Linked DNA regions of Homo sapiens: all the other regions are linked to region 2. A link is an interaction called in ENCODE POLR2A ChIA-PET data of the cell type or tissue named here. Cell type or tissue: OCI-LY7. All regions are shown on one strand. Links, peaks and the distances in the headings refer to the core of each region. The heading gives the core; the rest is flanking DNA.

What was found. Peaks named below come from ENCODE experiments on the same cell type or tissue, not always from the same donor. Only the 100,000 strongest peaks of a DNase experiment are listed, where the experiment ranks them.
Region 1: POLR2A ChIA-PET joins it to region 2 with 33 read pairs; 3 of 35 experiments call an interaction of 5 or more read pairs at or near these places.
Region 3: POLR2A ChIA-PET joins it to region 2 with 11 read pairs; 6 of 35 experiments call an interaction of 5 or more read pairs at or near these places.

The regions. Positions count from the first base shown.
Region 1 is chr3:133,372,289-133,382,599 of GRCh38, forward strand. It overlaps TMEM108 (transmembrane protein 108), which reads left to right. Exons shown (of 6, transcript NM_023943.4): 4 at 7,464-8,873. It overlaps LOC101927432 (a long non-coding RNA gene), which reads right to left and starts at 9,505. Exons shown (of 7, transcript NR_189054.1): 1 at 9,375-9,505. In OCI-LY7, for the core only: CTCF peaks have their summits at 5,285 and 5,489; a DNase peak (open chromatin) is centred at 5,313.
Region 2 is chr3:133,470,281-133,480,591 of GRCh38, forward strand. It overlaps BFSP2 (beaded filament structural protein 2), which reads left to right. Exons shown (of 7, transcript NM_003571.4): 6 at 2,065-2,285; 7 at 4,689-4,928. The coding sequence ends at 4,692. The region is part of intron 1 of BFSP2-AS1 (BFSP2 antisense RNA 1); the gene reads right to left. Among named protein-coding and RNA genes, the nearest start is that of BFSP2-AS1, 16 kb to the right of the region's middle. RefSeq lists enhancers at 2,941-3,600, 5,184-5,253, 7,101-7,220. In OCI-LY7, for the core only: no CTCF peak of the experiment used is centred there; DNase peaks (open chromatin) are centred at 5,051, 5,511, 6,891, 7,401 and 3 weaker places; H3K4me3 peaks cover 4,705 bases; H3K27ac peaks cover 5,000 bases.
Region 3 is chr3:133,545,268-133,555,578 of GRCh38, forward strand. It overlaps the pseudogene FAM76AP1. Among named protein-coding and RNA genes, the nearest start is that of CDV3, 23 kb to the right of the region's middle. RefSeq lists an enhancer at 6,370-6,869. In OCI-LY7, for the core only: no CTCF peak of the experiment used is centred there; a DNase peak (open chromatin) is centred at 5,114; H3K4me3 peaks cover 513 bases; H3K27ac peaks cover 662 bases.

The DNA.
Region 1 (10,311 bases), core at 3,294-8,293, 98 kb before region 2:
ACCTGGGTTTAAATCCTGGTACTGCTACATGGTGGTCATTTTGACCTCAGACAAATGACTTTAACCATATGTGAATGTGGAGATGATGGGGGACTTGAGCTGAAAATTTGTCATTCTTCCCTGTTTCTTACCCCTGGGAAAAGGCCTATGCTTACTCTGTGTGGGTGTGTGTTCACGTGTGTTTGTTCATATGTTTTTTAGGAGACCATGGTCTGTCAGCCCCCTAGAGCTTCAGCACAAGGTGAATTCATGTTGGCTGAAGGCCATAGGTGTGTCTGGGGCACACAAGCCCTGTCTCACATGACTTTCTTGCTGGAATGTATTCAAGAGATTGTACTCTGGGAAGCAGTTTCCCAAAGTACAAGTCATGGACCTCATCAGTCTAGCTGTTGAACCAGTAATCTCAGAGATGTCTGTAATCTACCAAACAATGGTCCCAGTTAGCTCTAAGCAGAACTTTCTGTCCTTCAGCCTTGTTATCTGAGGCATGTTCCCAGCAGGATTTTATAGTAGGGAACATTTTAAATGTGGCAACCTGTAGTGAGGGAAGCAGAAAAGATTTGCACTCAAAACTCCTTGGTTTCATAAAGAAGTGAAGTCACAGGCATGGATTGCCTCTTAAGATCAATCACCCAGCTCACCCTGAAGTCAGTGATACATATTTATTTTTGGTTAAGGGAAACCATGCTCCAAGGAATTAGAAGTTTATATTTGATCTTTAATAAAAGGAATCATTGGAGTTCAGAGATGGACCATACTAGAACACTGGAACCACAGTGAGTAGAAAAAGAACACTGGCCAGGCACAGTGGCTCACGCCTGTAATCCCAAAATTCTGAGAGGCCAAGGCAGGCAGATTGCTTGAACCCAGGAGGTGGAGACCAGCAACATGGCAAGACCCCATTTCAAAAATTAGCTGGGCACAGTGGCGTGTGCCTGTAGTCCCAGCTACTCGGGAGGCTGAGGTGGGAGGATCACTTGAGCCCAGGAAGTCAAGGCTGCAGTGAGCTGTGATCACGCCACTGCACTCTAGCCTGGGTCACAGAGTGAGACCTTGTCTCAAAAAAAAAAAAAAAAAGAAATTTAGATAGATAGATGATAGATAGATAGATAGATAGATAGATAGATAGATAGATAGATAGATAGATAGATAGATACAGTATGAGTTTGGCACCTTAATGGGATTGGCAGGCAATGAGTTGGCCTGAGTCCCTCCCTGTCCCTAACCCTGTGTGTAGCTGTGTGGCCAAGGTAAATCATTTCACTTTGTTGGGCCTCAGCTTTCTCATCTGTAAAGTGGAGGAGCTGATACCAGAGTCCCAACATCCCTTCCAATTAAAGAACAATAATCTTGAAATTAGAAAAGCCCATTTCCTGGCAAGGTTGTGTGCTGTTGCTCATGCAGAAAACAAACTCCCTGATGGTCAGACTTAGTGTGCTTAGATGCTCTTTTCTTTTGTTGTTGAAACATCAATTGCAGAAGCTAAATTCCCAAGTGTTCCAGTTACCTATTGATAATAGAAACCAAAACAGTGGCTTAAAGCAGTAACAATCATTTATTTTGTTCAAAAATCTTAGGGTTGACCAGGCTCAGCTAGGCAGCTCTCATCTGGGATCTCTTGGGTGATTGCAGTCCAGCAGTGGCCAGGGTCATCTTGCAGGCTCTTCACTTTCATGTCCGGTGCCTGGCTGGGGCTGGGACAGCTGGGTCTCCTCAGGCGTTCCTGTTACTCTCTGCAAGGTCTCTTTATGTGGCCACCTTGAGGGAACTGGAGTTCTTACGGGGGGCCAAAGCCCCCAAGAGAAACCTGTAAAAGCTGCATGAGCTTTTTGGCTGTAGCCTCAGAAGGGATGTAGGGTGTCACTTCTGCCTCATTGTATTCATCAAGGCAGTAACAAAGGCCTACCTAGGTTCAAAGGGAGGGGAAACAGACTCTACCTCTTGGTGGGAAGAATGTCAGAGAACTTGTAGACACAATTTAAAATCACACCAAGAGTCCAGGATGGTTCAGAAGACTTCTCAGACTGCTATGATTCGCTGTTAAAAGGGTTTAAAACAGCAATGCACAAAATATCTTGCAGTAGAAAACCTAGTTTAATGGGGAAGGAAGATCTACTTAGAAGAAACTTAAAATTATGAAAAAAAGATAAAATTCTATTTTTATGAATTTTCTGTGTAACAAATATGCCTTGTGTGTATATAAGCAATTTTAAGAGAAAGTGTGTATGTATATGTGTGTATATATAATTTTTGTTATATATATATATATATATATACACACACACACATATATAATTTTGTGGTTTTTATATACATAATTTTTATTCTACCAAACAATGGAGTGTATGAGATGTTAGGATTGGGGAAGAGGAGAGAATTAAATCAGGGGCTTCCAGTCCTTTTATTGTACTACTACAAGCTCCCCCGGTTACTTGCAAAATGAATTTAATTTACTGGGTTGTTAAAAGAACACCAAATATGTCATACAGAGCCCTGGAATAGAGATAGAAAAAAAACAAGACAGAAGAAAAGTCAAGAGACCAACAATAGAGAATCAGTTCTCCAAAGATGTGAATCATTGCTTTTGAATGGCAGAGCCCCCTGGGGAGATGGGTAGAGCAGAACAATAAATGAAAGTAGTCGAGAGCATAGACTCTGCAGCCAAGCTGCCTAGGAACAAATTGCAGCTTGCCATTCCCCAGCTATATGACCATGGGCAAGTTCCTGTACCTCTCTGTGCTTCTTTTCCTCAATTGCAACAGGGAGCTAATAATACTACCTGCTTCATGAGGTTGCTGTGAGAATTAAATATGTCAGTACAGGCTTAGCCCTTTGAGCAGTGTATAGTACATATTAGCCATTTCTCTTTTCATCAATTCCCTTGTTGCCTTTGCCAGATGCAAATGTCATGCCCAATATGGACTGCAGGCAGCCAACCAAATAAACAGAAGGAGGAGGACCTTTCCTTCCCTTGGGTCCTGAGCTCATGTATGCATTGGAATTTTCAGTAGGAGGAGACCTTCTTGTGATGTCTGGACACCCATCAATATGTAGATTCCACCCCACAACAATTGTCCATATTCAGACACGTTTTAAAAATCGGTTCCACATTTCAAGCATGTGAAGCTAGGTTTTAGCTTTAGTCTCTACTACATATTTGGAATTAAAGCCTCTAGAGTCCATTATGCAAATCCATGCAAATAATATGCAAAGAGGCAGTAGCCTCAGATTGTGGGGAGGGGGAGTGTGTAGTCCAGCACAAAGGGCCTTGAATGAAAATTTGCATGTGTTAGGGAAGCCCTGGGTTGAAGGCCTCAGATGTTTATTGTGACAGTGTGCATAGCATTCAGTTGTTAACCTTTTGTGCCAAAGAAGAGAGGTAAATGCTTGTCTGATTTCCATATTGAAGGTGACAGTAGAGGTTGGAGGTGGTATTTGGCTAGCACAACATTGTAGGGATTTTTATTATACAAATGAAAAGTTGCTTTGAAATAATGGCTGTGGTCCAGGCTGTGTCCCCAACCAGCAATGTGTTCTTGGACAAGTCACTTCCCTCCTTCTGTTGCCCACTCTGTGAAATGAGGGGATTGGATTAGGTGAAATGCCAGATCCCCTCTCACTGTAACATGTAAACATCATCCTCCAGGTAAAAATCCCTTGGCACCCACGGTGGCAGTATCCGTTCATTGTGCCAAAGATGATGTACTCTAAAGTCCAAAGAAGAAAGGGCTAAGAGGTAACTCTACAGTTCTAGAGAGAACAATAACTTCAGGGGATGCTGATAGCTGAGTGGGGGAAATAGGCAGCAGCAACAAAGACAAACATATTTACTTAGGCTGTGTATCTTACAGCACCAAGGATTCCAGTCAAAGGCTTCCCAGCTAGGAGGATGTTAGTTCCTGGAATGCCAGTGATGGGAAAGTCAGGGGAATTTTTTTCCCTGAGTGTTTTAAAGATCAGTCTGTATTAACCCCTCTCTCTGCCTCTGGAGTGCCGCAAAAGTTCTCCTAGAGGCCATGGTGGCTCCTCTCCCACCTGAGGGCCTGTCCCTGGGGTCAGCCAATGTTGCTTCCAAAAGACTGCTGTGTCCTTGGTCTCCGGTCTTTTATTGTATCTGACACATCTGGTGCCTGGCCCCAGAGATTCCCCGGGCCCTTAATTTTAACTCCAGCTGTTGCAGCAAACACCAGCTGGGTGCAGGCAGAACCTGACAGCCCTATGGCCCAGAACTTCTCTGATCCAGCTAATGGAGACCTGGCGTCAGTCAGGAAGTGCAGTGATGAGCATCCCAGGAGCAGCCCTTGATCAGTGAATATGGGAGCCTCTGGGTGAGTGTTCTTTTCAGGCAGACAATTTGAGGTGCAGCCTACTCAGCTCCACTGACGTCCCCTGTGAGTTTGAGGTGCCCACCTGGACCAGCTCATAACCTGCCCTCAGATTGGTTTTCCCTGTTTCACTAATCTCAGACCCCCACGGCTGACCCCACAGATCATTTTCCAGTATAAACTTCCTGCACAAAAGCCCTGTCTCTGTCTCTCCTTTTTCAGAGGATCTCTTAACATAAGGCATGTGTATTAGTTTGCTAGGGCTTCCATAACACAATACCACAGACAGAAATGTACTTCCTCACATTTGAGGAGGATGGAAGTCTAAATTCAAGGCGCCAATAGGGTTGGAGTCCCCCGAGTCCTCTCTCCTTGGCTTGCAGATGGCGTCCTCTAGCTGCCGTGTCCTCACATGATCATCCCTCTGTGCACACGTGCTCCAGATGTCTGTGTGTCCTAATCTCCTCTTCTTAAGAAGGACACCAGTCAGATCGAATTAGGGCCCACTCTTTTGGCCTCATTTTACTTTAATTACCTCTTTGAAAGCCCTATCTCCAAATATAGTCACATTCTAAGGTACTGGGAATTAGGGATTCAACATAGGGATTTTGGGGGTGCATAAGTCAGTCCTTAACAACACTTAACACTTGTGAGCTAAACAGACACTTGAAAGGGAATGTCCATCAAAACATGGAGGTCACCACCACTAGCCCTAGGAATAGATTGTCTCTCTGGTGTTAAGCTGTGGGCAGGATAGGGGCACCAGAATAACCCTGAGCAGGTCAGAGCATAACAGCACATTAATTCTTCTGGGATGCAACATACTGTCCTCTTCTTCCTCCTTCTGCATCATTGATAGTGGTTGACCAGGATAAGCATGCACTTTAAAGACAACCCTTGTTTCACATACTTCTGCTACTGTGTGACTTTCCACATGTTGCCTAATCTCCCCAAACCTCAATTTCATGCTCCACCAAGTGGTCATATGGATTAAAGCATGAAAGCCTGGGCCAGGGCAAGTGTTCAGTAAACAGGTTTTAGGATTGACTCGAATACACAGAATGTGCTGTCGGTGTGTGGTCTAGATCAGGGGTCCCCAACCACTGGGTCACAGACCAGTACCAGTCTGTGGCCTGTTAGGAACCAGGCTGCACCACAAGAGGTGGGAGGCCGGTGAGCCAGCATCACCACCGGAGCATCACCGCCAGAGCGTTACTGCCAGAGCTCTGCCTCCTGTCAGGTCAGCGGCACCATTAGATTCTCATAGGAGCACAAACCCTATTGTGAACTGCACATGCAAGGGATGGATCTGGTTGCGTGCTCCTGATGAGAATTGAATGCCTGCTGATCTGAGGTGGAAGAGTTTCATCCCAAAACCATACCCCCCCCGACCAACTCCAGTCCATGGAAAAACTGTCTTCCACAAAACCAAGTGGAAGACAATTTGTCCCTGGTGCCAAAAAGGTTGGGGACCGCTAGTCTAGATCATGAATGAAAGTTTAGAAAAAAATAGATTGTTTAGGGCAAATTTTTGGTCCTAGAGTTGGTGGGTGCTACAGCCTCAGTGCAATCTAAAGTCCCCCGCAGCCTCCCACTCCCCACCAATTTAGAAGTGCAGGGTGAGGACACAGGCCCATGCCCAGGCTCCACCACACACCAAACGGTGATCCTGGGCCTTGTGTCAAAGGCATGCCTGGAGATCTCCTCCCCATCTCTGCTTCTCGCCAGGGCCCTGCCTTCTCCATCAGACACCTGGGAATCACAGCTGGGGCCCCTGCTTTGGCCGTTTGTCCTGCTGGAATCTGATGGAGGAAAGACGCTCTGAGAGAGTAATTAGACGCAGACAGAGATCTCTCTCCATAGTCAGAGGAGCCTAGCAGGGGCTGAAGGAACTGCCTGAGGATGACAAAGAAGGGGATCCATGAACAAGGAGGTGCTAACAGGTCAGAATCAGGCCTCAGAGGACTGTTGGCCCTTCCTCAGCCGTAGAGACAGGCTCTTCCCAACCCATGTGTTGTCAACGGCTCCTACATGTCATGCTTGCATGAGGTACCATTTTTAAAAATAGGCACATGCTATTGTGATTGATAAAATCCACACATAACTAGAAATGTTTTTAAACATATACGTTTTTGTCCTTGTGCATTTTCTTGAACTGCAAGTATGCACATTGGCTATCATACAAAATCCTTTTTTTTTTTTTTTTTTTAATGTTCAAAAGGGCTCCTTCTACTCAAAAAGGCTGGATATCACCAATGACAATTTTTCAGAGTTCAGCCACATGAATGCCATAGGAAAAGCAGTTAATAACAACCATGACACCAGCCGGCATTTGTAGAAGGCACCTTCTGTTCCAGGCTGTGCTAAGTGCTTTTATGGGCTCCAGGTCTGGTTGCTCTTCTCTAGACCCCGGTCCTCTTCTGCCTGTCACTCTTCTATGGCACTGAGACATCTTTGTCTTATTTTAGGATTGTTTGTGGATATGTGCGAGCTTATCCAGGGCCAGAGACTGCCCTGTTCGTTTTTGTGTCCTCCAGGGTCAGGGAGAGGGTTGAACCTCCATAATTGTTTGGCGAATGGTCCTGAAGGGACAGAGGTCTGTTTGCTTGTACCTTTGTGTAGTTTATAAATGGAAGATTCAGAAAAGGGCATAAGAGTTGGTACATACTGCCACCCAGGCCTTCCTCATTTGGCTTGGGGTGGCTCACACAGAGTTCACACAGGCTTCCCCACAGGCAAGCTGTCCTTGACCACTCCTGGCTGCAGAGGAAGAGGCAGATGTGGAGGCCACAAGCCTTCTACACCTCCAGCCCCAGCCTGTTCTGAAAAGTTGCCCTTGTGGGGAGGGCTGATGGCGTTTCTGAGGCATGTGGGAAAGGAGGAGCCTGGCCAGGGTAGCTGCTCTGCTTCCCCTGGTGCTGGTCTCTCTTTCCAGCAGGTACCAGGCAGCACCTACCTAATAGACCTGCCCCAGCTCCACAGACAGTTCTGGTTCAGTGTAGGAGCACTAGTGTGGGCTCAGGAATGCTCCTGACGTTTCCTGAGTTCCCAGCACTGTCCTAGGCCACAGGTAAGAAAGGCCCAGGCTGTATGCTGCTCCCCAAGTATTTTACCTCTTCTCTCTGTCTCCTTTTCAAGGTTTCCTGCTGATCTTGGCACTGACCGAAGCGCTGGCATTTGCCATCCAGGAACCATCTCCCAGGGAATCTCTTCAGGTCCTCCCTTCAGGCACTCCCCCGGGAACCATGGTGACAGCACCCCACAGCTCTACCAGACATACTTCTGTGGTGATGCTGACCCCCAATCCCGATGGACCCCCCTCACAGGCTGCAGCTCCCATGGCAACACCGACACCCCGTGCAGAGGGGCACCCTCCTACGCACACCATCTCCACCATCGCTGCGACAGTAACCGCCCCCCATTCTGAAAGCTCCCTGTCCACAGGGCCCGCTCCAGCAGCCATGGCAACCACATCCTCCAAGCCAGAGGGCCGCCCTCGAGGGCAGGCTGCCCCCACCATCCTGCTGACAAAGCCACCGGGGGCCACCAGCCGCCCCACCACAGCGCCCCCCCGCACTACCACACGCAGGCCCCCCAGGCCCCCAGGCTCTTCCCGAAAAGGGGCTGGTAATTCATCACGCCCTGTCCCGCCTGCACCTGGTGGCCACTCCAGGAGTAAAGAAGGACAGCGAGGACGAAATCCAAGCTCCACACCTCTGGGGCAGAAGCGGCCCCTGGGGAAAATCTTTCAGATCTACAAGGGCAACTTCACAGGGTCTGTGGAACCGGAGCCCTCTACCCTCACCCCCAGGACCCCACTCTGGGGCTACTCCTCTTCACCACAGCCCCAGACAGTGGCTGCGACCACAGTGCCCAGCAATACCTCATGGGCACCCACCACCACCTCCCTGGGGCCTGCAAAGGACAAGCCAGGCCTTCGCAGAGCAGCCCAGGGGGGTGGTTCTACCTTCACCAGCCAAGGAGGGACACCAGATGCCACAGCAGCCTCAGGTGCCCCTGTCAGTCCACAAGCTGCCCCAGTGCCTTCTCAGCGCCCCCACCACGGTGACCCACAGGATGGCCCCAGCCATAGTGACTCTTGGCTTACTGTTACCCCTGGCACCAGCAGACCTCTGTCTACCAGCTCTGGGGTCTTCACGGCTGCCACGGGGCCCACCCCAGCTGCCTTCGATACCAGTGTCTCAGCCCCTTCCCAGGGGATTCCTCAGGGAGCATCCACAACCCCACAAGCTCCAACCCATCCCTCCAGGGTCTCAGAAAGCACTATTTCTGGAGCCAAGGAGGAGACTGTGGCCACCCTCACCATGACCGACCGGGTGCCCAGTCCTCTCTCCACAGTGGTATCCACAGCCACAGGCAATTTCCTCAACCGCCTGGTCCCCGCCGGGACCTGGAAGCCTGGGACAGCAGGGAACATCTCCCATGTGGCCGAGGGGGACAAACCGCAGCACAGAGCCACCATCTGCCTGAGCAAGATGGATATCGCCTGGGTGATCCTGGCCATCAGCGTGCCCATCTCCTCCTGCTGTAAGTGCCGCCCTCTCCCACCCATCCTCTCCCTCTACCACATCACTGGCTCAACCCCAGCATTCCTTTGTCCCTGATTTGGCATCCTTGCCAAGTGGGCTACAAAAATTCCCAGAATCTCAGGAAACTAGGTATCAGGACAGGTTATCCCTGACCCTAGTCCTCAGCTCTGCCTGGCCATGGCTTGAATGCCTGCTGATCATAAAGTCACAACTCCCAGGAGCTGGGGGAGGACCTTACAGGCAGTCTAATCCAACCCTGCATTTTGCAGAAAAAAAATGCCAAGCTAGCAGTGACATGGTTCACCCAGGATCCCAGAATTAGTGAGAGGCAGGGCTGGGCTGAGAGCTTGTAGCAGCTGTCTTCCAGCCCAGTGCCCTTGTCATGACACCACTCTGCCTCAAGGTAGCCTGCCAATGCCTCTAGCAACCTGGCACCAAGACACCGTAGGTCAATGTCGATGCTTCAAAATTTACAGCCTCCAACTAGCAAACCCCTCACCTTCCTCTTTATCTTCCATCCTCTTTCTTGTGTTTTCTCTCCTCCTGCCCCTCTTCTCTCCTTCTGTCTCTCTTCTCCTAAGAAAGAAAAAGAGATAAAGCTTTCATCTGGTGGGAAGTTCTATAGCTTTGGCAAAAACCTAGTTCTTGCAGCTAAATTAAGGCTTGAGAGTTACGTAAACTCTAGCAACTCTCCACCCCCACCCCACTTTATTTGTTCGTAGGTGATGTGAGCTGATTGCATTGTGGACCTTGTCCTTAGTTTTTGCCCTCCCAAGGCCACCAGCTTCTCCTTGCTGCTGCCTGGCACTCTGTGAATGAGGAGTCAGGAGGCATTCTCTCTGTATTCTCCATAAAGAATCTGGTACAACCTCTCAGAACTTTAGGGATTTCATTATGTCTTCCCTCATGTACTTGAGCTTTGATTCTTATGATTCTTAGAGTTTCTCTGATAGCCTTGCAGGAATCCTCAGCCACACCCCACCCCAAATGGTTACCATCTGCCACTCCCTTACCCCTTCCAGGGATGGCCACACTGCCCCACCCTCATATCCCCGCTCCTTGGACAGCCCATTCTCCTCTGACCCTCCAGGTTGTTGTCCAGCTCTCCTGGGGGCCTAAAGTTTGCCTTCTTGTGATTCCCACTCTATGGCCCTAAGCTGTGCCATCTGAAGCCATACAACTCTAGTTTGTCTAGCAACGTCTGAAACATTTGAAACAGCTCTGAAAGGCAGCCTTCTCTTCATCCAAGCTGCTCAGCCCCGGCCCTTCAAGTCTTCTTTGTAGGGCTGCATTGCCTGGGCCTGTCTCCCATCTGCCCCCTCTGGGGTAGCTTCTGCTTTGTCTCCCAAAAGGAAGCACAGCATTCCACCTGTGTCTGGCTACGGAAGAGGGAGCCGATGGTGGACTCTTTCTTTAGTAGCACTCAGGCAGCCAGC
Region 2 (10,311 bases), core at 3,428-8,427:
TGGTGATCCATGCTAACAGCAGTCATGATTCAAGATGGTGTCGTGACAGAATTTTCTGTTTCATCCATAGTGGTCATAAGGGTGTAAAAAGTCTCCTCCTGGAGGACAGGGTACAGAAACTTGTTGCATCAAAATTTAATTCAATCCAATTTAGAAAGATATTTGTTTTTTGTGTGTTATATTAAAAAGCCAGATGCTAAAGTATAGGTGAACCATAGTTAAAACTATTGGAAAATGTTGAACACAGATACAGTTTTTTAAAGGGGTTTATTGATTAGCTCTGTAGTTTTCAGGACATGGTGCATGGGAAGATGAGAAGAAAGAAGTTTCCAGTCTAATGGGGAGACATAGATAGTGCAATAAGTGTAACCATAATACAAGTGCTATCATCCAGGGCAATCTACACATACCAAGAACCTATTCTGTGCCAGGCCCTGACTTGTGTGCTGGGACTACAGAGACTTGGTTCCTTCCAAGTCTCACCATCTGGTGGAAAAGACGTGCCCATAAGCAAGCTTAGCCCACTGTGATAAGTTCAAGAGCATGCATGAGCTTGGGGAGCCATGGAAATACAGAGGGTCTCCTAACCCAGCTTGGTGATGGTAGCGGCAGAGGAGTTTCAAGGAAGGCTTCCTGGGGCAGGTTACCTCTAAGCTTGGACTTGGGGATGAGTAGGAGTGAGTGAGGTGAGGATGCTGGAAGGAATGGAGGAGCATGGTGCAGGTGGAGGAAAGAACACAGACCAAATAAACTCCAAGACTGGAAGTGTTGATGCTGCTGTAGGGTGGGGATAAAGATGGAAACATACTGGGCCAGCTGTGTGTGCCATATCAGGGGCCCTGGGGAGCCATCAATGGAGTTTAAGCAGAGGAGATACAGGCCCAGGTTTGGGCTTTGGACAGAGTACTGTGGCTATTTGTGTGTGGAACTCAGGAAGAGGAGGAACTAGAGGTGGGGAGATGAGCTAAGAGGCCACTGAGGGTACCACAGGTGAGAGGTGACAAGCTCCCAATCCCAGACCATGGTGGCTGCAGAATGTGAAAACTTCTCAAGAGATACAAGAAGCAGGACTCATAATATACAGGAGGCCATGATGGTTGCATTTGGAAGGAAGAGAAGGAAGGAAAGCAGGAACACATCTTTCCCTGGTTTCCAGCTCACATGGGTTCACCCGTTGAAGCATAGACTAGGGGGAGCCAGCAGGTTCAGGAGGCAGCCAGTGGCTTCATTTTGGACACCTTGATGTGAGGTCTGAGTATATGTTTCCAGTAAGAAGTTCAGTGGCAGGTCCATAGCTACTGAAGGAAAGATTGGTGGTGGAATTATCAACGCAGGACGTGGCCTGGAGACGACTCATGAGTATGTTCAAATCATGAGTATGATGGAGACCAACACAGACCCAGGATGCGCTCCTTGGAAAAAAAGCGGGCTCAGGGTGGGCACTGGGAAGCCCAAAGTGAAGGGACGGCAGAGGAAAAGGGATGGGCAAAAATGTGCTACTAAAACACCAAAGGGGAAAGCGCTGAGTATATAAAGGCCAGAGACATTCATTCTAAGGACAGTGATCTGGGAAAGAAAGCTGGAGGAGATGGTGTTCCAGCCAAATGATGGATGGGGTTTCAGCAGCAGAGGGAGAAGGGGTCCCCCGGGGAGTGAAGAAATCAGAAGAAAAAGCCCCGGAGAACAAGATTTCTTTGAAGAAACGCCTGCAAGCTGCCTCTCATTTGTCTCTCTCAATCCCTATCCCTCTTGCCCCGCTCCTCTCTCTCCTCACACCCCCTTTCTTTTCTCCCTCCCTCTCTCCTTCTCTTTTTCGCCTCCCTCACCCTCTCTCCCATCAAAAAGATCAATCAGACTAATCCACAGTCTGACCTGAGTGGGATTCCTTATTTTTCCCACGGAGCCACTAAGAATAACCCCCATCAGTCTCCATAACTGGCAAGGTCCCTGCCACGAGGGGAATAGTCCAGGCTACCACCAGCCCCTGCCACTGCTCTGCACACCTCCCTCTTCAAGGGCCCGGCCTGTTGTCCTCGGGTTTGGACCGGGTTCGCTCTTTTGTAGAAACGAGGCCTGGAGAACACCTTGCACGATGCCAAGCACTGGCATGACATGGAGCTCCAGAACCTGGGCGCTGTGGTCGGCCGGCTGGAGGCGGAGCTCAGGGAAATCCGAGCGGAGGCGGAGCAGCAGCAACAGGAGCGCGCGCATCTGCTGGCCCGCAAGTGCCAGCTGCAGAAGGACGTGGCGTCCTACCACGCCCTGCTGGACAGGGAGGAGAGCGGGTAAGCCTCGCTTCCGCGTCAATTATCCAAGAGATGCATATTCATGGCTTTAAAAATAATTATTTTCCAAACACTGTAGAAGTATTTAAGAAGAAATCACCCCAGACTTCCTCTCACATAGGCACCCATTCCCACAGCCTAGCTGTGTCCTTCCTTTCCTATTCACATACAAATAATATATATAATATATTCACATACTAATACATTTTCTATATGTATGCATATTTATGTATGTATATATACACACATACATTCACATACATGTGTATACCTAGGACGTACATAATAGCTGTTAGGAATGTTTCAGTTGCTTGTAATAGAACCTAATTAATGAGGCTATAAACCAGTGCTCCTGAAACTAATGTGCACTCAAAACCCTGCGCATCTTTTTTTTTTTTTTGGATACAGGGTCTCGTCTCGGTATGTTGCCCAGGCTGGTCTCGACTCAAACCCCTGGGCTCAAGTGATCCTCTCACCTAAGCCTCCAGAATAGCTGGGGTTACAGGTGTGAGCCGTGACACCCCAGCTGGGCATCTTTTTTAAATGCAGATTCTGCTTCAGTACGTCTGGGGTGGGGTCTGAGAGTCTTCCTTTCTAACAAGCTCCCAAGTGATGACTATACTGCTGCTCCACAGACTACACTCTGAGTAGCAAAGATGTGTAAATCATTTATTTAAGAGTCCCAGAAACAGGTGATCTAGGCTGCTCAAAGATTTCATTAAGGACTCAAGCTCTTTTCATCTTTCTAACATACCATGACAACATTGGCTTTTTGTCTTTATCTTTGTCACCCCATGGTTACCATATGCCAGCCACAGATCCAAACATCACATCCTCATTCCTGGCCGGAAGTGGGAGAGAAGAGGCAGCAGCAAAAAAAAAAAAAAAAAAAAAGGCTTTTTCTTTTTTTTTATTGATCATTCTTGGGTGTTTCTCGCAGAGGGGGATTTGGCAGGGTCATAGGACAATAGTGGAGGGAAGGTCAGCAGATAAACAAGTGAACAAAGGTCTCTGGTTTTCCTAGGCAGAGGACCCTGCGGCCTTCCGCAGTGTTTGTGTCCCTGGGTACTTGAGATTAGGGAGTGGTGATGACTCTTAACGAGCATGCTGCCTTCAAGCATCTGTTTAACAAAGCACATCTTGCACCGCCCTTAATCCATTTAACCCTGAGTGGACACAGCACATGTTTCAGAGAGCACAGGGTTGGGGGTAAGGTCACAGGTCAACAGGATCCCAAGGCAGAAGAATTTTTCTTAGTACAGAACAAAATGAAAAGTCAAAAGGCTTTTTCTTGAATGATCCTCTCCTTTAATCAGTGAAGGAAAGACATTTTGAGGCTTGCAGTGGACTGTCCCTTATATCTCATTGGCCAGAACCTGCTTATACTGGCCATACCCATCTGCAAGGGAGGCTAAGAAAGCAACTCTTTAGCTTTTCCAGACTCCATAGTGGAGGCAGGCAAGGGGTTGGGACTAGGAGTTGAGTTAGTCTGCCATAATTACACACACACACTTGCACTCACTCTTTTTTTAATAGATAAGGATTCCAGAGGCATATACATCAGCCTTGGGCCTTAGCTTCCTTGCCAACTCTTTCCAGAAACCCAGGCCCTTATTTTGTATCATAGTTCTATGCCTTCTTATTTCCCTCCAAGACTCCTTGTCTGACATATGTTGAATAAGGAATAGAGACAGCTTAGTGATTGTATCATCCAACCCCTCCTGATTCAAGAGAGAACACAAAGACCCAGAATGGAAAAAGATTTGCGCATGATCACACAGGAGGCGGAGACAGCACTGGGATGGGAGCCCAGGTCTCCTGCTCTCTCCAACTGTGTAACCTCTCTTTATTCAGAAGGCGGGAGAGCCTCAAGGAAGCGACCTAACCACGCCCTGCTTTCAAATGGAAAATATGTCATCCAGCTCCTCTCCAACTGTCTTTTATTGAATTGATTTTTGTTGATTATAAAAGCCAGATGTTCCTAACAAAGTATTTTTTTTTCAGATGCCTATGAGCATCTGTATAAACACACAAAGTCAATTTAAACAAACAGCAAGAGCAGTGAGTTAGGCCGAGTTACTTCTTAAGAATCTATGTGCTACGTTCATTTAGTGAGTGCCAAGGCAGACCTGACTCTTGATTATTTTTGTTTATCCTCCAAACCCTGCCAAGACAACCTCATGATCCGTGTTTTAGAGACAGGAAACAAAGCCTCAGAGAGCTTAAGTCATGGCCCAAGGTCTCACAGCAAATAACCATGGAGTAATTATTTAAAACCCAAAACTATCTTGTTCCAAAGGCCAGATTCTTTCATGAGATGGCCCCCTTTCTCGTAATCCTATTGTGATAGAATGACCGATTTTCCTCACCCATTGCTTCTGACTCCTATGTGTTTCCTTTCAGCTGATGGAGAAACTTCCTCTTTTTCATGAAGAAAACACCCTTCCTCAACAGCTGACCCAAGAAGTTGCTTGAGGAGCTTTCTCCTGAGCTCCAGTCCCTGCTGGATTCCCTGGTTAATTCAGCTTGAGCTGAAAAGCTTCCTGGAAGTGGAGAGGATCCTTCTGCTTTAATCTGAGTAGTCTGTAGCTTGAGCAATCTCCCTTGTCCTCCTTCAAATAAATGCTTTGTGCGCAGCGTCCAGTTTGCCCACCTTGTTCAACTCACTATAGGGTCGAGATGGATATCACTTTGTCTGTCTGGCCTTTGCTCACAGAGCTATGCTTGAAGGCTTCTGGAAGGATTCCCTTGAGTGTGACGCCATCTGCCTCCCTAGGGTCACCTGCTCTTGGGTTTGTCAACATAAAAGTGCTGCGGAGGCAAAAGCAGTGCTCATGGCATGCAGGATTGACGCAGTCTGGGACAAAAAACAACACTCTTGCTCGAGAGGGGATTAGTGTGGTGCTTTATCACATGTTTCATAATTACAGGCATCGTGGAGTATTCAGACCTCTTTAATATACTCTGCATGCATATTCATGTGCAGACACACACATTTCACTTGCTATTGGCAGAGCATCTCTCAATCAGTTAAAAGGGAACTTCAATCTAAGCCCAATCTAAACCCATTCAATCTAAGTGGGGGATTAATTACACTGTGGTTGCTCACCCCACTTACAGCCTCAGAATTTTCTTCCAGGGTCCTTTCTCCAGTTCTCTCAGGGCCTAAGCCAGCCAAATATAGTTCATGCATCTGCCACCTACCCAGGCAAGACTCTCTTGCCTTCTGATTAAAATTGAAACCACCACCTGTGTCCTACCACAGGTTCTCAGTGTCTCTAAAACTGAAAGGAAAAAAAAAAAAAAAAAAAGCCCAACTTTAATTTTGTCATTCCTCCCTCAAACTTCTGTTGGTCTACCTATCACACAGAATTACAGACCAAAATATCCAAGCTGAGTCTTTGTGTTTGTGAGCTGCTAATCCAGACAGGGGGATGTATCCAACACTGGTACATTTGAAAACCCCCATACCCGAGGGTCCAAATAACCAAGGCCCACACAAAGAAAAGAACATTTATTTATCCTTAAGGATTGCTTATAAGAGAAGCAAGGTGGCCAGGCGCGGTGGCTCATGCCTGTAATCCCAGCACTTTGGGAGGCCAAGGTGGGCAGATCACAAGGTCAGGAGTTCGAGACCAGCCTGGCGAATATGGTGAAACCCCGTCTCTACTAAAAATACAGACGTTAGCCAGGCTTGGTGGCGGGCGCCTGTAGTCCCAGCTACTCAGGGGGCTGAGGCAGAAGAATCGTTTGAACCCAGGAGGCGGAGGTTGCAGTGAGCCGAGATTGTGCCACTGCACTCCAGCCTGGGCAACAGAGCAAGACTATCACACAAAAAAAATAAATAAATAAAAGGCAAGATATATGGTATCCTGGTTGGAATTGCTACAACTGGTTTTCCTTTTTGGCCTGCAAGAGCAAAGGAATTGTATTAAAGATCACATGAGCAGAACCACTATTTACAATGTGCATAGCCCCTTGACATAGGTCAGTTTGTTGTTTGAGACATGGAAATAGGCAAGACACCCTAAAACTACATTTTAGCAAAGTATCCATCTCCATAGCTGCACACTATGGGGCTGCCCATAATTGAACCGCCTGGGTACAAGAGTCTTGCCAGAAAACAAAGTGGGTGGCTGGCCTTGCTATGTTGGATGCACAAGACACTGACGTCTGTTTCTTTTCTGTCTTTCTTGTTACTATTAATTTTTGGTCCCTCAGGCAAGACCTAAATTCCTAACCTAAATGTAGCTGGAGGCTTCAAAGGTGACAGTCCCCAAAAGGTCAGCCATCAAAAGGAGGTACTTCTATGACCGAATGGCCATGCAGTTTTTAGAACCTGGAAGTCGTTTCAGCCACTGGAAAGACGGGAGAATGTATCTGCGCATCCTCCTGAGTTTCCACCAGACAGCATGCTGTGCAGGGCTGCACACACTTGGTCTCCTCCGCACCATCATCTCAAAGAGCAGCTGCCGTAAATCATTCAGTTAATCACCCTTTGGCAGGGAGAGCCGTGGCAGACTGGTGCTTCCAGTTCCCAGCACAGGCTCTTGCTGTTTCTAATGAGGCTTCATTAACAGGTATGAGAAGGCACTGCTGGCCCCCCAACTCTGCCAGGGCCTCGTTTAAATCAGGCTTCCTCTCACAACATCCCAGTACAATTACGCTTTGGCAGTGGTTCACTGACAGGTGGCAGGGGAGGCTGCTGCTTGTATTGGTGTCAAGGACAGAGCATTTGTTCTGGAGCAGACCAGAGCAGGGCTCCCAATGGACACCTCCTGAAACACAACCGAGCTCTATTTCCACACCAGGCAACTCCACTGGCCTCTGGCCTAGCTTCTGAAGGGCTGTGTGAACTCCCAATGGGATTGCTAGAGCATCCATGGCTTTCAGATTCAACATTCTTTTATATCAAGATCCTTAAATCTTACCTTCATGATCATCTGTAACACTTCTTAGCATGTACTGGTGCCCAGACATTTTGATGCACTTTGGGGATACCAATAAAAAGAAGGCCCAGTTTCTGCCCTCATGGGTTTACAGCCTTGGTGAGTGCAGGTGTGCTCACTGAAGGATCAACAATGCAAAGGATAAGAAAAGCAAAGCAGACAGAGCAGCACATTACAGTTTTCACAACCCCTTCATAGATTCATTTTGTCATCAAAGGTATAAAAATAGACATCTGAGTCTGACCTCACTTGGTTTTCAGCAAGTTGATTTAGCAAGAACCATCAAGCACCATGCCTGTCTCTGATTGTCTCCACACACCCCATAGATATTATTTTATAAACCCTTACATTGTCTTGCTTGTTTTGAGAAAAGGATGGGTTGTTTCTTTGGAGACAAATCTAGAATCTTATCTGGGATTGCCAGACTTAGGAAATAAAAATATAGAATGCCCAGTTTAATTTAAATTTCAGATAAAAAAAGGAAGAGGTTTTTAGTATAAGTATGTCCCACATGTTGCATGAGACATACTTATGCTAAAACATTAGCTTGCAGCTGTAATAATATCAGACAGAAGCACTCCATACTTCGTATTCCCCACATAGTTATCTGACATCAAGCAATTCATAAAGGTTTGCCTAGCACTTCCAGTTGGGACATCCCAATACACAAGAAGGGGAAAGGATGACCCAGACTGTGTCTTTACCCATTCTTGATTGGAAACTCAGTCCCCTGACACAAAAGCACCATCGTGTTTGAGAAATTAGTCTGCTAGTTTAGTGAAGAACTAAAGCAAACTGTTTTCTCAGCTGAAGTAACTGGTTTGATTGGATCATATCGACTGGTTATTTTGAACAAAAGGTTGAGCAGGAACAGGAATAGATCCCAGCATAGACATGTGGTGTTGCAGAGTCGACAGAGTTTTTGCTATCATGCCCAAGAGGAAATATTCCATTTTCTCCTGCTCTGAGAGTGGAAGGTAATTTGCACCACAGGGAGTCCAGTTTTCAGTGTAATTCTGGGATTGGACCAAAAAACATGTTGCATCTTAAAGAAAGGGCTTTGCAAAATGGATGAGCAAAAACTACTAAATTTCTTTGGACAAGTCATGCATACCTTGTTTTTGTTTTGTTTTTATCTACAGCTAAAGTTCTTACTGACATCCTAGACAGGAAAAGTGTATAAATGGGGTTCACAACTTTAAACTAAAAAGACAAAGGCAAACCTGACAAGATGATTAAGACAAGTTGTCACTAACTCCCTGGATGATAATTAATGGTGTTGTGGTTGCTTTGAGAAGAAAACAAAAGGAGAGGGGACAGGAAATCAATAGACTAGTGGTAGGTTCAGCCCCTCATTGTTTAGTACCAGCAACCAAAAGAAAAGAAGCAAGAGAAACACGTAGGGTAATAAATTGTCCTGAGGAAGTGAAATAGTGGGTTTACACATTATTTTGGGAATTCAGTCTTAGCAGTTCACCAGAGCAACAATCATGCTGAGTAGTGGAAAGCTCCCTCCAAAACTAAATCCTTTTCCTCAATAAATATTTATGCAGTCCCTGTTATATGTCAATGCCATGTTAGAGGCCAAGAATATGAAGATGTACGAAATGTGAACCTGCCCTTAAATAATCTAGATTAGCACTGTCCAATAGAAACAGAATGCAAACTACATATGTAATTTTAATTTTTCTAATAGCCATATCTCAAAAAGGGAAAAATAAACAGGTGAAATTAATTTTAATATATTTTAATCATCTTGTTATGTCCAAAATTCTATTATTTCATAATGTAATCAATATTTTTAAATTATTGAGAGTTTTATATTTTTGGTACTAAGTTTGAAATCTGGCTTATGTTTTACCCTAATAGCCCATCTCAATTCACATACTAAATCTTCATCAGAAATACTTGAGCTATATTTAAATTTCATAAAATTTATAGTTGAAAAAGTAAATTGACGTACCCAAGCTGTTCCAAACATACTTAAAAGTTTTCCAATAACTGAATTTAAGATCACAAGATTTGTTTTCCTTTGATCTTCATATCCACATTGACATAAAGTGGTTCATCTTTTTCAGAAGAGTTCGTGTGACTTTGAAGCAAAAGCACATCAGTTTCAAAACCACACCTGTCTAAGTTAAGTAAATTCATTAAGTCTTGCATCTCATTCAGTATTTATTAACATCATGTTCAAGGAGGTATTACATATATTGAGAATCAACTCTAAATGTATCAACATAAAAAATCCCATTTCAAATTTTTCTTATAAGTTTTCAGGACAAATATTTTACACAGCTTAAGATTTTAATTAAATTTTTAATTAATTAAAATTAAATAACACTTAAAATTCAGTTCTTCCGTCACACTAGTCATATTTCAAGAGCTCAATAGCCACATGTGGCCAGTGGCTACCACAATGGACAGCATAGATTAAAGTTGACTAGAGGTGGGTGGGATCTACAATGGATTTGACCAGCTTGTGAAAACAATCGAGGTCATATTTGCACGATAATTTGTGAGAAGTCCTGCTTTCCCACCAATTTTCCTCACCAAATACAACTGAAATTCCTGGCAGGTGAGCGTCCCACCTAGAAACAGAGTGGCTACATTCCAACAGTTTTATAGGCCTCCTAATTGGCCCACGTAATCCTTCTACTGCTGAAATTCCTGGCAGGTGAGCGTCCCACCTAGAAACAGAGTGGCTACATTCCAACAGTTTTATAGGCCTCCTAATTGGCCCACGTAATCCTTCTACTGCACTGCACTGCTTCTCATAACTAGCTCTTTTGGAGGGAGTTTCCTCTACCAGAGACCTTGAGCCTCCCCTGACACAGGCCTTTTGTTTTCTTTCATACCCCTCTCCTTTCCTTAATCTCCTAACCACATAAGCCCTGGGAGAAGTGAGCTGAATCAAAGAGGCCAGCACGGCCTAACAGCCAGCCCCCACCTGCTCAGTCAGACTATTCTGCCAGTCTCTTCTCTCCCTCATGGTGATTTTCTCTCCAAGGTCTCATAGGCTGTCTCTCAATCTAGCTTCAGGACCCACCTCAAATTACATCAGTTCTTCTGACAGCTCT
Region 3 (10,311 bases), core at 2,298-7,297, 74 kb after region 2:
AGACTGAGAGCTGGGTATGGGCCTTGCAGGCCATAGAAGGGATTTCAGTTTTATTCTAAGCACAACTGGAAACCCGTGGAGGATTTTAAGCAAGAGAGTAATATGCCCAAACTCTAAATCATTTTGATTCTATCAAGGTCTACCCTTCCACGTAGAGCTTCCCTCTAACGTAATCTTGTAATCTTGAATTTCAACAGATAGAAACATTTAAAGAGCCAGATAGTAAAACTGGTAATGCCACTCCATCTTGCTTAAGTTACAATCTCTCCTTTACAGGATTCCACAGAATTCTGGCAATCACCATTTCACTTACGTGATGACTGTAATTCATATTCTCGTGAAATGTTAGAATATAATGGTCCACATTTTATGAATGAACAAAACAAAATATGAATATCTTCTTTAAGGTCAATAATAGAACCAGGAAAGAAACTGAGAAATCTTTCTTTGTTACATGTGTTTTTTTTTTTTTGTTTTTTTTTTTTTTGAGATGGAGTCTTGCTCTGTCACCCAGGCTGGAGTGCGTGGCATGATCTCAGCTCACTGCAACCTCTGCCTCCCGGGTTCAAGTGATTCTTCTGCCCCAGCCTCCCGAGTAGCTGGGACTACAGGCGCATGCCACCACGCCTGGCTAATTTTTTGTATTTTTAGTAGAGACGCGGTTTCACCGTGTTAGCCACGATAGTCTTGATCTCCTGACCTCATGATTCTTGCCTCGCCCTCCCAAAGTGCTGGGATTACAGGCATGAGCCACCACGCTCGGCCTATTAAATGTGTTTTTAACACAGTCCACCTTAATTTCTCGTTCCATACAACTGCACGTTCTGAGCACATTTCTTGCATATTGTATTGGTTTTACTCTCCTGCTGGTACTCAGTCCTGCAGTAGGTGCACTTCACAACAGGGTGTGCAATCCGACATTCCTTGCACAGCTGCTGCCCCTGAGACAGCACCTGGAAGGGGAAACGCTGGTGGCACTTGGTGCAGGCGTAGAGCGCCGCCATGTCCGGCCCGGGCCGCGCTCACCGACCCGCCAGCCCGGCCCGCTGATTTATCTCGTTGCAAGGATTTTAAAGATAATGCACAGAGGGCCGGGCACAGTGGCTCACGCCTGTAATCCCAGCACTTTGGGAGGCCAAGGCGGGCAGATCACGAGGTCAGGAGTTCGAGACCAGCCTAGCCAACATGGTGAAACCCCGTCTCTACTAAAAATACAAAAATTAGCTGGGCGTGATGGCGGGTGCCTATAGTCCTAACTGCTTGGGAGGCTGAGGTAGAGGAATTGCTTGAAACTGGAAGGCGGAGGTTGCAGTGAGCCAAGATCATGCCACTGCACTCCAGCCTGGGCGAAAGAGCGAAACTCCGTCTGAAAAAAAAAAAAAAAAAGGTAATGCACAGAGCCTGGTACATAGAAATTACTGAATTCATGGTAGTTGTCGTTATAAGTCGTGGAGTCAAGATTTAAATCCACATCTCCTTAGCTCCAATTTCTTCATTCTTTTCTCTCTGATCCAGCATAACCAGGTGTCAGGCACTTCTGTGTCCATGATCTCATAGAATCTTCATAATACCTCTGTGAGGTGAATATTTCTGGCTAGCTTTTATGCTTGTAGGAAATAAGGCACAGAGAGGTGAGGTGACTTTACCAAGGTAATCCAGTAAATAAAGCATTCTATTCTAGCTCCACGGATTCTAATATTTCTTCCCCTATGTTACCTCTCATCCCAGTGCATGGAGGTTCACAGGCATAATATAAAGGAACATTTTCCTCTACAATGGTTTGCTAATAGCCTCTATATCTAAGGTAGTCAGTCAAGATTATGAGCTAAGTCAGTGGCCCAACCTGAGACTATGACAGGCAGAGTTCTGTTCCCATAAGAGTCAGCTCCTGCCAGGTTCAGAAAGCTCAGGCCACAGAATATGCTGTTAATCTTGAGAAAGTCCTTCAGGAGAAGGAAGCTGTCTCTCCCTCTTTTTCTCCCTCTCTCTCCCCTGCTCCTACACCACACACACACACACACACACACACACACACACACACAATGCTTATAAGAGTCTTCACCCTTGGGACAAGCAACTAACCATTGAAAAGAGATCGGTTATATAAGACTTTTCTGTTCGGAAGCCTGAAAAGTGAAAACCAGCTGTGATATGGTTTGGATCTGTGTACCTGCCAAATCTCATGTTGAAATGTAATCCCCAGTGTTGGAGGAGGGGCCTGGTGGGAGGTGTTGGGTCAGGTTGTCTAAAGTGCGTGGCACCTCCCCTACTCTCTCTTGCTCCTGTGTTTGCTGTGTGACGTGCAAGCTCCTTGCTTTGCCTTCTGCTGAGAATAAAATCTCCCTGAGGCCTCCCCAGAAGCTGAGTCCTGATGCCAGCACAATCCTTCCTGTATAGCCTGCAGAAACATGAGCCAGTTAAACTTCTTTTACTATAAACCACCCAGTCTCAAGTATTTCTTTATAGCAATGCAAAAACAGCCTAACACAAGCTGCCAGGCCCAGTTCATAGTTCCCCAGCAAACCAGTGCTAGGGAGGATTCCAAAAGACAAAAATAGAAAGAAATTCCAAAAATGCAAATACCTCAGAGAGGAATGCTTTTGGGTTTCTTCATCAGGATAGAAAGAAAGTTAGAGCAGCAGAAGCCTTTTGCTGGAGCTTTCTCTGATCCTCCCTGTACCACCTCTGCCCAGCGGCTCTCCACACCACAGCTTAGTCCTGCAGACACCTGGGGAGAACAGACATTTCTGTAGCTACCCAGGGGCCTCATCTGGCACTTAGACAAGTTTTGTTCCACCTGCACACATTTTTAAGTAGTTGCTAAAAATTTTAAATTATGAGATTTTACCTAAGCTTTTGGATTTTTGTTGTTTTGCTTCTTTTGAAAAATCAAAGGTTCTGGCCAGGTGACTGTATTCTTGAGTGGTGTGAGCTGGAGTTGGGTCATGGTTGCCTCCTGATTATTTTTATGCCTAGACCACTAATCTTGTCTAGTCCCTGCAAGAATTCGGGTTTTTCACTTCAGGCCAACTGTGACCTCAGCTCTGCCTGTCAAATGAAACAGATGTGGCTTTGCCTTGGCATTCAAAAATATTTCTAAGCATGGCTTATTCAGACTTACCACTCATGACTACACTTCGTTCAAAATTTTTCTACTCCTTCATCCTCTAACAGATATCTTATTTTCCCACATTAATGGCTTTTCTAGTGATTTTTATTTCCTCTAACATGTCTTCTTTCCGAACTTGGCCTTGGAACTCTTCCATATCCTTTAAAATCCATATGAAGGCCTTGCAGAATCTCCCAAATAAAGTTTTACGAACTTTCTTTCCTTCGATGCTCCAAAACAACCTTTTTTTTAAATTTTTTTATTTTTTACTCAGGCTGGTCTTGAACTCCTGGCCTCAAGTGACCCTCCCACCTTGGCCTCCCAAAGTGCTGGGATTACAGGTATGAGCCACCCCATTCCCAGCCCAACTTGTTATTCTTTGAAGTACTCACTCTGGATTTTCATAACTTCACATATTTGCACATTATGTTTTTTCTTCCTGGAATTGACTTCCCTCTTTCTCTGCCTGTTGAAGTCCTAATTGTTTTATACTCATTCATAAGCCACTCCCTCTGGGCTTCCTTCCCCATTTACCTGAGCAGAATGGGTTGATTCTTCTTCTGTGAGATGCATTTGTAGAAACATATTTAGTATGTAAATATATATACCATCTATTTGCATTATACACACACACACACACACACACACACACACACACACAACATAATAACATATATAGCTTTTGGAGACAGAAAGCCCTGGATTCAATCCCAGCTCCACCATTTGCAAGCTGCTTGATTTCAAGCAAATAAATTATCTAAATCACGTCTGCTTCATCTATAAAAATGGCAGTGACAATGATAAAACCTACACCAAAGAGTCATAGTGAATATCAGTTGCCACACAGCTAACCTCTCAGTAAAGTTTCACTAGTGCTTTTATCCCTGTATTAGCACTAGTTTCTTTGAATAATTATTTGGGGGAATGTGTCTTCCCTATCAGACTGTGGGCTTCAGTGTGGGGACTGTGTCTTATTCATCTTTCTAGGGCTTAATAAATATGTATTGAATGAACCAATTCACTATTATGTATACATTGGTTTCATGACCTCTACTTGAGGGTTAGCTCCTTGAGTTGTCAACTGGGCCTTTCTTTTTATGATGTAAGCTCCATGATCCTCCAGGGCCTACCACAGTGACTTTAATAGGCCCTTAATGTGTAAATACTTAGCGAACGATTGAATGGACTTCCCAGAGTCCAGCTTTCAAAGACCACTGATGAACAAGAATCTGTGTTAGTAACTGCTATGTGCCAGGAACCGTACACATATCATTTCCTTTAAAGAGGACATATCATTTCCTTTGAAGTCAGACCAGGAGCAGTTGTTCATGCTGGTAATCCCAGCACTTTGGGAGGCCGAGGTGGGAGGACTGCTTGAGCCCTAGAGGTCAAGGATGCAGTGAGCTGTGATTGCGCCACTGCACTCCAGCGTAGGTGACAAAACAAGACCCTGTCTCAAAAAATAAATAAATAAATAAATAGATTTCTGTATTAATCTTTACCAACACTTAATCCTCACCAACATGCTGTAGGGTTAATATACTGTTTTAGAGGAGGAAACAGAGACTTAGAAAGGCTAAGTAAACTTGTAAGACTTCAGAATCCCATTTCAGTAACACCACTCTTCTTAGCCAGAAGTTTTTTGTCAATGTCCAGTAAATAGAACAACACTTCTCAACTGTCTCTGTTCTAACCTGGAGCAATGGTTGCTAAAAATAAGGCCCTGCCCCTCACTCCCAGCCCACCACTCTTCTGTTAAGGACTTTTAAATACTTTCTTTTTCTCCTTGTCTTTCCCTTCCTCCACTTTTCTAAAGGAATGGAAAAATCTTCCTTGTGAAGAGGCTTGGAATAAGAGAGCTATGATCATGTTCTCAGGGCCCAGTGCAAAATGTAAATGCAGGGCACCTTGTTCAAAAAAAAAAATTTTTTTTTTTTTTGAGATGGAGTTTCACTCTGTCGCCCAGGCTGGAGTGCAGTGGTGCAATACCAGCTCACTGCAAGCTCCGCCTCCCGGGTTCACGCTAATTCTCCTGCCTCAGCCTTCCCAGTAGCTGGGACCACAGGCACCTGCCACCACGCCCGGCTAATTTTTTTTTTTTTTTGTATTTTTAGTAGAGACGGGGTTTCACCGTGTGTTAGCCAGGATGGTCTCTATCTCCCAACCCCGTGATCCGCCCACCTTGGCCTCCCAAAGTGCTGGGATTACAAGTGTGAGCCACTGCGCCCAGCCCCCTTGTTAAAAAATTATCAAGAATTTAAAGATGGCTGACAACAGAGCATTTAATTGAGTGTCCAAGAGCAATCCTGCCATTTCTGAGAGCAGAGTCCTGGGCAACTGCACAAGGCTGCAGGCCTCTAGAGGCATGCCATGCCCCTAGACCTCAACTGTTTTTCCATCAAAAATCAGTATCACCAGCTTTTGTCCTGCCCAACTTTCCAAACTTGGCTGCCATTAATTTCTCACATCCCTGCATGCACTAGCCACTCCCCTTAAGTAGAGGTGAAGAGAATTCCTCTTCTTCTTCTCCCATAACATGTTTTAAATTTAAAAAAAAGAAATTTAACCAGGAGTGGTGGCTCACACGTATAATCCCAGCGTTTTAGGAGGCTTGAGGCAGGAGGATCACTTGAGCCTAGGAGTCCAAGACCAGCCTGGGCAACGTAGCAAGACTTCATCTCTACAAAAAATAAAATTAGTAGGGCATGGTGGCACGCACCTGTAATCCCAGCTACTCAGGAGACTGAGGCAGGAAAATCACTTGAGCCCAGGAGTTCGAGGCTGCAGTGAGCTGTGATCCCACCACTGCACTCCAGCCTGGCTGACAGAGTGGGACCCCATCTCAAAAAAAAAAAAAAAATTAAGCTGGTGATAGTAAAGCCATGTTATGAGCTTTAAGGACATTGAAGTCATTAAGATTCCTGGAAATGGCTACAAAAAATTTTTAAAAAACAAAAACCAGAGGAGCCAAGATGGCCGAACAGGAACAGCTCCGTTCTACACCTCCCAGCGTGAGCAATGCAGAAGACGGGTGATTTCTGCATTTCCATCTGAGGTACCAGGTTCATCTCACTAGCGAATGCCAGACAGTGGGCACAGGACAGTGGGTGCAGCACACCTTGCGCCAGCCGAAGCAAGGCGAGGCATTGCCTCACTCAGGAAGCGCAAGGGAGTTCCCTTTCCTGGTCAAGGAAAGGGGTGACAGATGGCACCTGGAAAATTGGGCCACTCCCACCCAAATACTGCGCTTTTCCGACAGGCTTAGGAAACGGCGCACCAGGAGATTATATCCCGCACCTGGCTCGGAGGGTCCTACGCCCACGGAGTCTCGCTGATTGCTAGCACAGCAGTCTGAGATCAAACTGCAAGGCAGCAGCGAGGCTGGGGGAGGGGCACCCGCCATTGCCCAGGCTCGCTTAGGTAAACAAAGCAGCTGGGAAGCTCGAACTGGGTGGAGCCCACCACAGTTCAAAGAGGCCTGCCTGCCTCTGTAGGCTCCACCTCTGGGGGCAGGGCACAGACAAACAAAAAGACAGCAGTAACCTCTGCAGACTTAAATGTCCCTGTCTGACAGCTTTGAGGAGAGCAGTGGTTCTCCCAGCACGCAGCTGGAGATCTGAGAACGGGCAGACTGCCTCCTCAAGTGGGTCCCTGACCCCTGACCCCCGAGCAGCCTAACTGGGAGGCACCCCCAGCAGGGGCAGACTGACACCTCACACGGCCGGGTACTCCTCTGAGACAAAACTTCCATAGGAACGATCAGACAGCAGCATTCGTGGATCGCGAAAATCTGCAGTTCTGCAGACACTGCTGCTGATACCCAGGCAAACAGGGTCTGGAGTGGACCTCTAGCAAACTCCAACAGACCTGCAGCTGAGGGTCCCATCTGTTAGAAGGAAAACTAACAAACAGAAAGGCCATCCACACCAAAAACCCATCTGTACATCACCATCATCAAAGACCAAAAGTAGATAAAACCACAAAGATGGGGAAAAAACAGAGCAGAAAAACTGGAAACTCTAAAAAGCAGAGCGCCTCTCCTCCTCCAAAGGAACACAGTTCCTCACCAGCAATGGAACAAAGCTGGATGGAGAATGACTTTGACGAGTTGAGAGAAGAAGGCTTCAGACGATCAAACTACTCCAAGCTGCAGGAGGAAATTCAAACCAAAGGCAAAGAAGTTGAAAACTTTGAAAAAACTTTAGACGAATGTATAACTAGAATAACCAATACAGAGAAGTGCTTAAAGGAGCTGAGGGAGCTGAAAGCCAAGGCTCGAGAACTACGTGAAGAATGCAGAAGCCTCAGGAGCCGATGCGATCAACTAGAAGAAAGGGTATCAGTGATGGAAGATGAAATGAATGAAATGAAGAGAGAAGGGAAGTGTAGAGAAAAAAGAATAAAAAGAAACGAACAAAGCCTCCAAGAAATATGGGACTATGTGAAAAGACCAAATCTGCGTCTGATTGGTGTACCTGAAAGTGACGGGGAGAATGAAACCAAGTTGGAAAACACTCTGCAGGATATTATCCAGGAGAACTTCCCCAATCTAGCAAGGCAGGCCAACATTCAGATTCAGGAAATACAGAGAATGCCACAAAGATACTCCTCGAGAAGAACAACTCCAAGACACATAATTGTCAGATTCACCAAAGTTGAATTGAAGGAAAAAATGTTAAGGGCAGCCAGAGAGAAAGGTCGGGTTACTCACAAAGGGAAGCCCATCAGACTAACAGCGGATCTCTCGGCAGAAACCCTACAATTCAGAAGAGAGTGGGGGCCAATATTCAACATTCTTAAAGAAAAGAATTTTCAACCCAGAATCTCATATCCAGCCAAACTAAGCTTCATAAGTGAAGGAGAAATAAAATACTTTACAGACAAACAAATGCTGAGAGATTTTGTCACCACCAGGCCTGCCCTAAAAGAGTTCCTGAAGGAAGCACTAAACATGGAAAGGCACAACCAGTACCAGCCACTGCAAAATCATGCCAAAATGTAAAGACCATCGAGACTAGGAAGAAACTGCATCAACTAACGAGCAAAATAACCAGCTAACATCATAATGACAGGATCAAACTCACACATAACAATATTAACTTTAAATGTAAATGGACTAAATGCTCCAATTAAAAGACACAGACTGGCAAATTGGATAAAGAGTCAAGACCCATCAGTGTGCTGTATTCAGGAAACCCATCTCACGTGCAGAGACATACATAGGCTCAAAATAAAAGGATGGAGGAAGATCTACCAAGCAAATGGAAAACAAAAAAAGGCAGGGGTTGCAATACTAGTCTCTGATAAAACAGACTTTAAATCAACAAAGATCAAAAGAGACAAAGAAGGCCATTACATAATGGTAAAGGGATCAATTCAACAAGAAGAGCTAACTATCCTAAATATATATGCACCCAACACAGGAGCACCCAGATTCATAAAGCAAGTCCTGAGTGACCTACAAAGAGACTTAGACTCCCACACAATAATAATGGGAGACTTTAACACCCCACTATCAACATTAGACAGATCAATGAGACAGAAAGTTAACAAGGATACCCAGGAATTGAACTCAGCTCTGCACCAAGTGGACCTAATAGACATCTACAGAACTCTCCATCCCAAATCAACAGAATATACATTTTTTTCAGCACCACACCACACCTATTCCAAAATTGACCACATACTTGGAAGTAAAGCTCTACTCAGCAAATGTAAAAGAACAGAAATTATAACAAACTGTCTCTCAGACCACAGTGCAATCAAACTAGAACTCAGGATTAAGAAACTCAGTCAAAACCACTCAACTACATGGAAACTGAACAACCTGCTCCTGAATGACTACTGGGTACATAATGAAATGAAGACAGAAATAAAGATGTTCTTTGAAACCAATGAGAACAAAGACACAACATACCAGAATCTCTGGGACACATTCAAAGCAGTGTGTAGAAGGAAATTGATAGCACCAAATGCCCACAAGAGAAAGCAGGAAAGATCCAAAATTGACACCCTAACATCACAATTAAAACAACTAGAAAAGCAAGAGCAAACACATTCAAAAGCTAGCAGAAGGCAAGAAATAACTAAAATCAGAGCAGAACTGAAGGAAATAGAGACAAAAAAACCCTCCAAAAAATTAATGAATCCAGGAGCTGGTTTTTTGAAAGGATCAACAAAATTGATAGACCGCTAGCAAGACTAATAAAGAAAAAAAGAGAGAAGAATCAAATAGACACAATAAAAAATGATAAAGGGGATATCACCACCGATCCCACAGAAATACAAACTACCATCAGAGAATACTACAAACACCTCTACGCAAATAAACTAGAAAATCTAGAAGAAATGGATACATTCCTCAACACATACACTCTCCCAAGACTAAACAAGGAAGAAGTTGAATCTCTGAATAGACCAATAATAGGCTCTGAAATTGTGGCAATAATCAATAGCTTACCAACCAAAAAGAGTCCAGGACCAGATGGATTCACAGCCAAATTCTACCAGAGGTACAAGGAGGAACTGGTACCATTCCTTCTGAAACTATTCCAATCAATAGAAAAAGAGGGAATCCTCCTCAGCTCATTTTATGAGGCCAGCATCATCCTGATACCAAAGCCGGGCAGAGACACAACCAAAAAAGAGAATTTTAGACCAATATCCTTGATGAACATTGATTCAAAAATCCTCAATAAAATACTGGCAAACCGAATCCAGCAGCACATCCAAAAGCTTATCCACCATGATCAAGTGGGCTTTATCCCTAGGATGCAAGGCTCGTTCAATATACGCAAATCAATAAATGTAATCCAGCATATAAACAGAACCAAAGACAAAAACCACATGATTATCTCAATAGATGCAGAAATGGCCTTTGACAAAATTCAACAACCCTTCATGCTAAAAACTCTCAATAAATTAGGTATTGATGGGACATATCTCAAAATAATAAGAGCTATCTATGACAAACCCACAGCCAATGTCATACTGAATGGGCAAAAACTGGAAGCATTCCCATTGAAAACTGGCACAAGACAGGGATGCCCTCTCTCACCACTCCTTTTCAACACAGTGTTGGAAGTTCTGGTCAGGGCAATTAGGCAGGAGAAGGAAATAAAGGGTATTCAATTAGGAAAAGAGGAAGTCAAATTGTTCCTGTTTGCAGATGACATGATTGTATATCTAGAAAACCCCATTGT